2 separate regions of the Homo sapiens genome follow, and region 2 is linked to region 1. The links are chromatin contacts, found by Hi-C or POLR2A ChIA-PET in ENCODE. All regions are on one chromosome and are shown on one strand. Each heading gives the region's core, a stretch centred on a gene start or an enhancer-like site at or near the end of the contact. The rest is flanking DNA. Distances are from core to core; before and after follow the strand shown.

The links. Hi-C counts contacts between places; a loop is a spot of excess contacts on that map. ChIA-PET counts read pairs that join two places held with the same protein, here RNA polymerase II (POLR2A). Pooled maps may share reads with other maps.
Region 2: a loop to region 1 is called in a map of PC-3, with 8 times the contacts of the local background. The contact joins two enhancer-like sites. A Hi-C loop is called at or near these places in 2 of 168 maps with a recorded cell type or tissue (PC-3 and endothelial cell of umbilical vein) and 1 of 50 pooled maps. POLR2A ChIA-PET finds 5 or more read pairs at or near these places in 3 of 52 experiments (OCI-LY7, PC-9 and activated CD4-positive, alpha-beta T cell).

What each region holds. Positions count from the first base shown.
Region 1 is chr3:169,453,285-169,457,355 of GRCh38, reverse strand. All of the region lies in intron 1 of MECOM (MDS1 and EVI1 complex locus), which reads left to right. The region is part of intron 1 of MECOM-AS1 (MECOM antisense RNA 1); the gene reads right to left. Among named protein-coding and RNA genes, the nearest start is that of MECOM-AS1, 7.5 kb to the right of the region's middle. Within about 2 kb of position 2,380, at least 4 of the 41 ENCODE cell types and tissues checked have a DNase peak (open chromatin) inside an H3K27ac peak, as active enhancers do; they include PC-3, PC-9 and endothelial cell of umbilical vein, where a contact is called at or near this core.
Region 2 is chr3:169,495,342-169,499,412 of GRCh38, reverse strand. The region is part of intron 1 of MECOM (MDS1 and EVI1 complex locus); the gene reads left to right. Among named protein-coding and RNA genes, the nearest start is that of MECOM-AS1, 50 kb to the right of the region's middle. Within about 2 kb of position 1,677, at least 3 of the 41 ENCODE cell types and tissues checked have a DNase peak (open chromatin) inside an H3K27ac peak, as active enhancers do; they include PC-3, PC-9 and endothelial cell of umbilical vein, where a contact is called at or near this core.

The DNA.
Region 1 (4,071 bases), core at 1,131-3,630:
AGAGAGCCCGACCAAACAATTGTAGCTCAAAATTAAGCCCTGTGAGTTCCTAAATTAAAAGAAAAAAATCATCTAGGGTATCTCAACAATGAGTAGCCTCTCCTAAGCGCTGCCCCATCCATGGGCTATATTAATTAGTGAAGATTCTGGCCCTTCTGCTCGGGGAAGGGGTGCTTGGAAGGGACTGTCAAACACATGGCAGGGCCCCAGCAGGGGAGCTGGTTTTAGCTGTGGAGAACAGTGGTAGAGCTGTGAACAGAGCTGGAGAACGATGAGGTTGGAGGGATTGGATGGCAATGAGTAACAACTGGCCCTGGGTCTGGCTGCTGAGACGGCAGCCAGCCCAGCTCCCTGGATGTACTTTCCTCTTATACATCCTGCCACTGACCTGCCTCACATCAGGGCCTCCTGCCTGCTTCCAGTGGTTCTTCTGGTTTCAGTCCTTGGTTTTCACATTAGAAAAGCACACCCGGCGAGAACATGTGTGTGTTCTTCCTCCTATGGGTGGAGGGAAGAATCCTAATTTAGTAGTTTGTTTATTACTAATACTGGTTAAACTTTCAGTGCGTAGTATTATGGTGGGTACAGGGGTCGCAGATAACCATGCAGCTATGTGGTCCCACCTTTACGGAGGGGATGATGGAAAGCACCTCTGGAATGGTGCAAAGTCCCTCCCCTAGGACAGGGAATTTGAATCGTGGAGTGGGCTTGTTAAAATGCAGACTCTGATTCAGCAGGTCCGTGGTGGGTTTGGAATTCTGCATTTGCAACCAGCTCCCAGTTGACATGGATGCTGACAGTCCATGGCACTTTATATTTTCTTTTCTCATGGCAAGAGTAACTTTTCAGCCATTTACCATATTATTGTTGTTTACAAATGCATCCCTTATTTCCCACTAGGTTCCAAGCCCCTTGAAAATATACTGTTACTGACTTGGTGAATATATAATGATTAATTGCCTTGATTTGTCAACTAGGGGGTCTGGAATCTAAACCCACTTCTGCTGCAAATGAATTTCGTGACAATGATCACTTTCACTGAAATCCCCCCATCTCTATATTGTACAATGCAAGGAGCAGGTGTGGACTAGAATTTGGGTGTTATTTAAAAGCAAGAGCAGGACCCAGGTGTGAATGAAGGAAAAGACTCATGTAGTGGTGGGTCACAGGGAACCCAAGAATGGATATCATGTCTTTAGGGCTCTAGAATTTTTTTTTCTTCCCAGAATGTGGATCCCATGTTGCCAGACCATATAAATTTCCAAGAAGGTGGAAATCTGATTTTTTAAATTAATGTAAAAATCCTCTCACTTTTAAGTGTTGACAAGTAAAATAATTTTTTTAAAAGGAAAAGAAACACTGATAATGAAATGATAACTTTTGCAGGCCAAAGACTGCCTAGTTCGCAGCCTCTGGCTTGGACTAGGCTCAAAAGCTTTCTACCAGCAAACACATAAGAACTACATTCACAAACAGCAGCCACGTCAAACCAATAAGAGCAACATTCATGATGGACAAACCAAACCAATTCCAATGGTGGTTTGGAAGTGGCTGGTGTCTCAGAGCTCTGGACATAGGATCCTGAGTTTCATATATAAGACTGGTGGAAGGGGCTGTGCATTGAGCACTGGCAGGTTATATGAGCTCTCTCAAAGGTATTTGCTCCATGCATGGCTTGTAGTTGGGTTTGTTCACATGTTTACTGTTCTGGAAGTTGTGAAACATGTTTCCAGTTTTTGAGGTGGCTGTACTCACCTGTAAAATATTCCGGAATTATGAGAGTCATTCTCATAGAAATAATGGGGTTTATAGGATAATCCAAAGGAGGTGATAACCCATCAATCAGAGAGTAGTAATCTTTACCTTTTAACTTCTATGATCCCTTTAATAGGAACCACTTGTTCAACTGTCAAAGTTTTTCTCTTGATTCAGGTGCCATCACCAGCCCTGATTAGAGACTACTACACTTTTCCCCAAAGGTGGCGCAGTATAAACGCGGAGATACACTTTATTTTATATGGATATAAATATCCCTAAATTAGGGTGTGCACTTTCTTCATATAACTTTATTTGGTTGCAGAAAAGAATTGAGGGTCACAGAAGAGTATTATAAGAGCTGCATCTTCAGTAGTTCACAACAGATCCATACCTATCTATCATTTTCTGATGTTCAGTTTTTCTGACTTGAGTTCTCTGGAGCTAACCTTATAATGACACTTAGCCTATTTGAATTCTTTTTTTCCCCATCCTTCTTAGATTGTGTAATTGTTTCATTCACATGATGATGTGTCATGTCCTGAATTTTATATCCTGGAAAACACGTAGTAAGTCAAACTTGCTCAGACATGATGACACTACATAGACATGGCTGATTGTAAGAGGAGACAAATGGTTTAGTCTTAGATGTGAGATAAAAATTGGGGTTACTGGCAAGCATTAAATATTTATAAAGCAGCCAATCTTTGGTAGTCATCAGGGAGTGTTTCTGTATGAGGCGTGTCAGGCTTTATAATTAGTTATGGGACTTATTATTATTTGAGTTTTTTGCCATGCTATTTTCTGCCTGTGAAGGACCATTATTTTAAATGTGTAATAAGAAGAGAAATATTGTTTGAGAAAGTGGTCACTTTTCAGTTTTTAAACTTTTGAATAATAATTTATGTGACAGACTCAATCTAGTAGTGACTTTGAATTTTTTTAAATTACATTTTCAAGGATAGTGTTACACCAAAATAAAGATCATGAACTTTAGTGTAAGATAAAAATAATTCTAAAGGTAGGTATCTTCATCTGTCTTAAAACTTTCTCCATTAGGAATAATAAAAACAAAATAAAAGACACAAAGCAAACCTCACATTTTCTTCTGGAAAACACTGTACTTTTGATTCTTAGCAGAAATGGCCTTGTGAATACTTACGGCATTTGTAAATATAACTAAGAAAGGGCTTTTTTTTTTTTTTTTTTTCCTGAAAGAAAGTTGCTACATTACCATCATAAGTTTCTAAAAACTCTTCAGGGAGAGGAAAAGAAAAAAATCCTCCAAACCTTAATAAAAGTTCCCAGCAAAACCATTAGGGATTTCAATTATGAAGCTGTTCTCAAGACTCTTGTAAAGGTTATTTGTTGAACAATTTCTCTGTAACAGTGTATGACAAATTACTCGCTTGGCACTGTAAATGATGCACAAGCCCTTTAATTAGAATATAGCACTCGATATCTTTAAGACCTTCTAACATTTCTTAGTTAATATTATTCCTCATGAGCCTTTCCAAAGAAATGAGGACTTGTTTGTAGAATCGAAATGGGTGATGGAGGAGGGTGGACAGGGACCTTGCACAGGGCTGGGAATATCCAGAAGCCACACAAAGAAAGGAAGGCTCTGACCCCAACAAGTTTTGATTGCAAAGGCGACTCTGATAACAGAGTTTTTTTTTTATTATCCATTGCTTTTAGCCTTATTTACCATCAGGCTCTCTTGCCACAAGCATGCTTTTTAGTTCTGACAGCCCTGAATTATGGCCATTGTGGGATCCTATCTCATTAACTGAAATGGGAGAATAAAACATCAAACAATCATAAAAATAGTTTGGCACTGTGAAACCACTTAGGAGCAGCTGTCAAACAGGTTGGAAGATAAACTTCTAAATAAAAAGAATAGAGACAGCTGCAGTGTCCTGCCATATGCTTCCTCGGCATTATAGACTCCTTAATAATATGAAGTGCCCGTGTTTATGCAGAATAGGCCAGACACTCCATATATGATATTGATTATGCCTTAACCCCAATTTAGTAAAGAAGTACTCCTCCTTTTCCTAATCAGATATTGCAGAAGCAGTTTTCTGAAAGAAAAAAATGTCCCTAATGCCAAGCCATATTTTATCTGCGAAGGCTGTGGCGGGAGATAGGGCTTTGTCTTGACTGTCATTGTGGCTAGGAGCCCAGTTTTAGGACAGCAAGGCCCCTCTGGGGCTCTTCTCCAGCAGTTTCCATCCAGCGATTCAAAAACATACATCTTTATCAAGCTGTTGTTGTCAGACAACATTAGATAATTAATAGGCCATTTGTCAGCCT
Region 2 (4,071 bases), core at 428-2,927, 43 kb before region 1:
TATTGAGGAGAACAGTTCTTCTCTTATTCTGACTATACTCTTTTTTTTTTTTTTTTTTTTTTTTTTGTGGGTAATCTGTCTTTTCTCTCTGCAAGCTTAAGATTTTTCTCTGTATCCTGGACCTTTTGAAGTCTTACTGCAACATCTCTAAGTTTGGACTTTTCTTTTTTGGTACTTCTTGTGACTGTTTCTAGTGCTCATGTCTTTTATTAATTCTGGAAAACTTAGCCATGATCTGTTCAAATATTGTATCTCTTCTGTCCTTTCCTTCTGGTATATATATGTATACATATAAACATATGGATATTTATATACTCATATGTATATAGTTTTATATCTCTTAACTCTGATTTATTTAAATATCTTTATCTCTTTACATTCTGTGAGATTTATTGTTTCTTCGTAAAATTAACTAATTTTCCCTTCAGCTGTGTGCAGTTTATTCTTTAGACCATGTGTTGAATTTTTTACTTCACGCTTTTCCATCTAAAAATTTCCAATTGGTTTTTTTCATAAGTATTGTTTTTTCTATAGCCCTACTTTTGTTTCACTGATGCTAATGCTCCTTTTCCTCTTAGAGAATTGTAAACATCATTATTTAAAGTCCATTTCAGATTGCTTAGTTATTTCTATTTCTTTGTATAGGTTTCCCTTCTATTGGGCTTATCAATTACCTTTACAGTGCTGATTTTCTTGTGTAAATTTATTTTTTAAGAGCCTATCTTGCATGGGAATTTTCTTGAATTCATTCTTCCCTGTATGGTAATTCAGCAGTTGCCTCAACTCCACCAGGTCTTGTGATAGTGTGGATAGAACAGCCTTCTGTTCAGAGGCTGGCAGTGAAGTTTTAACTCTGGCTTTATGCAGTGTACTTGGGTCATGTGTGGGGCAGGCTCAGGCCCTTTTCTGTATAAACACTGAAACCCAAAACCTACTGTTCATCTTTGGGCATAAACCGAGCATCCTTTAGTATTGTAGGTTTCCTTTTCTTTTATGGTCCATGAAAACTTTCTTGCTTTTGGACAGAGTTTCACTTTCATATATTTTAAAAATCATTATCCATTATTTCTCGCTTTTGAACAGGGGGCAATTTTGGCATGTACTTACACTGCCATTTTGGTCTGTTATTTTCGTGGGATTTAAAAATAAGTTTTATTTTCAATAAATATTTTTCACACAGGTAAACATGTTTTTACTAAATCTTCTTTATTAATTTAAGATATAATATTTCAAATTACACTTAACTGATATGGAAGAAATAATTGTGAACATTGGTACAAATTATGTATTTTGTCATCTTGTACTTCAAAGCTCCTTGGATTAAACATTAATGAAGAAGAATCAATAGAGAGAACAGAAATAAAGCGCATATTCAGTTGAAGTCTGAAGGAGTTTTTAAGACTCTAGAGAAGAGAAGGTGTAAAATACTAACTTTTGTTTTTTCAGCTGATTTATCAATGTGATTCACACATTTCTGAGGCCACAAACAGGATATATGGCATATGTTGGCCTAAGAAACAAAACAAAACAAAACTCTTCTTTTGTACTTTATTCGATAAATAGCTAAAGCCTACATATGGAATTTTTGTACTGATTCACTCAACAAACACATTGACTTTATATGAGTTGAACTTTATTTAGACATAATGAGAAGCCATTGGAATGTCTGAAATGTGAGGAGACATAATCAGAATTATGCTTTAGGATGTTTGTTTTGGCAAAGGTATGCAGGATGAATTACAAGAGAGAAAAACTGGCCGGGAGCTGTGTCTCATGCCTGTAATCCCAGCATTTTGGGATGCCGAGGCGGGTGGATCACCTGAGGTCAGGAGTTTGAGACCAGCCTGGCCAACATGGTAAAACTCCATCTCTACTAAAAATACCAGTAAAAGAAAAAAAATTAGCCGGGCCTGGTGGCAGGCACCTGTAATTCCAGCTACTTGGGAGGCTGAGGCGGGAGAATCACTTGAACCCAGGAGGCAGAGGTTGCAGTGAGCTGAGATCACACTACTGCACTCCAGCCTGGGCAACAGAGTAAGACTCCATCTCAAAAGAAAAAAAAAAGAAAAAGAAAAAGAGAAAAATTGAAGAATTAGAGAGCTAGTTAGTGGGCTATTGCAAAAGAAGCATTGGGAGTAAATGATAAGGACCTGAAGTAGGTTGTGGCAATAGGGATAGAAAGAACAATATAATAAGGTAAGAATAAGCAGGACTTGGTTGCTGATAGTAAGTGGGAAGCAAGGAGTCAAGAGAAGTCAAATATGAACTGTGGCATGGGGAGAATAATATTGCCATTAAAGAAATTACTAAATCAGACTGCTAGGATTAAGGAACTAAAGAGTCTGCTCATTTTAATGTGTTATGAATTTATAAACTCTTTTTCAGAAGGAATGGTAGCAATAAAGAGGGAAGAAATAGGGTAATAGTTTGAATGGATAGAAGGCTAAAATCTTTCTTAAAGTTTATGCATGCTTGGCTGTGTTTACTGAATATAATCTATTTTATGGGGGTCCCAAAGAAAATTTTTCTGTAGCCATCACAGCTACCTGTAAACATTTATTGTTCATTACCATATGTTTAGAAAATAGAATCAAGAAAGAGCCATTATTTTCTTTTTGATTTTCACATGATTTGGATTTTCCACTGAAGTTCAAGCAAAAGTCAACTTGGGATCTTGGGAATGAACTAAGACGTGGAAATGCTTAGGTCCAACCATGCTCTGAGGAAGGCTTTATGATGGAGATGGAATCAGATACTGAACGAAAGAATTTGAAGTCATTGCAGGGTTATCTCCAGCCAGAGGGGAAATGGCCAGTCAGGAAGAACAACTGGCACAAGGAGCCAGAGCAGTGGCTTGCCGATAACCCTTGGGAAGAGCAACCCTCTCTTTAAGGAAGTCACAGAATTAGCTTCCTGAAAAAACACATTAGTTTGACGATTCACTTGATCTCAAATGAGGTATGGATCATGGTGATTCTTAAAAAAAATGAGGCAGTTTTAGAAAACTTGAGGAAATCCCTCTTTTAGGTTACAAACACCACAAGGGTTTTAAAACAAAAGCTCTTAGCTAAGGGATAATAATTTCCATATGCACGTTTGGTTCTAACATGAGAATATGTTTCCAAAGACGGGTGTATTGTCTGTCTTCAAGGGAATCTTTAAGGCTTATAGAGGCAACTGGCTAGCCACTGAATTCCAGTGAACTCCTGATAGACTCTGCCCATCCCTAATATGTTTTCAATGGTGAGAAATTCTGCCACTGGCCACTGCAGAATTTTCTTTGCTTCCAATTTCCCCATAACAACAGGGCTTTTTCTTGTTTGAGGAGGCTCCCATATCCTAAATGCAGATCCAAGAGAAAAGCTTTGCATGTCCTCATTTGTTCTCCATATTTGTGACTTCTAGTTGGAGTCGACCCTTTTACTGGTAGGGTCGTTATGCTTACTATGTGTCAGGCACTGTTTTGAAGACTTTACAGGTATAGCTCATGAGATCCTCACATCAGTCTTATGACACAGCTCTATTATTATCTATTCTAAAAGAAGAGGAAAGGACAACCCCAACCTGCTGAAAGTTTTCAGCTAGTAAGCGGCCAGCCATCAATTAACATCACTGTGCCATGCTGCCTTCTGTAAGTACAATGTGACTAATGGCTTTGAAACTGAAGAGCTTTTGTGAGTGACTGGTTCATAGTTTTGATAGTGAGGCCAGTGTCCAAATTACCAGTATATTCAGGTTTGGGCCATTTAGCCTCATTTGGAAAAGCCATGGAAAGAATGAGTATTGGAATATGAAAATATGCTAGTCTCTCCATTTCTTAGAGGTGTTATGAATAGTACTTCTTTGTAATTAAAAGTTGTTTCAACTAAGAAACAAGCATTCTTTCGAAAAATATAGTCTCTTCTATTATGCAAAAGAACCAGGCCAGACACAGGTTCACACTAAAAAGACAGGTGTGTAAAATACAGACTCTAATTGTAGCTCAGAATATTATAATATGGTGTGTTTAGAAATAATTATCAAAGAATAAAAACTTAAATTAATATCATATTTGTGGTGAAACTTTCTGTA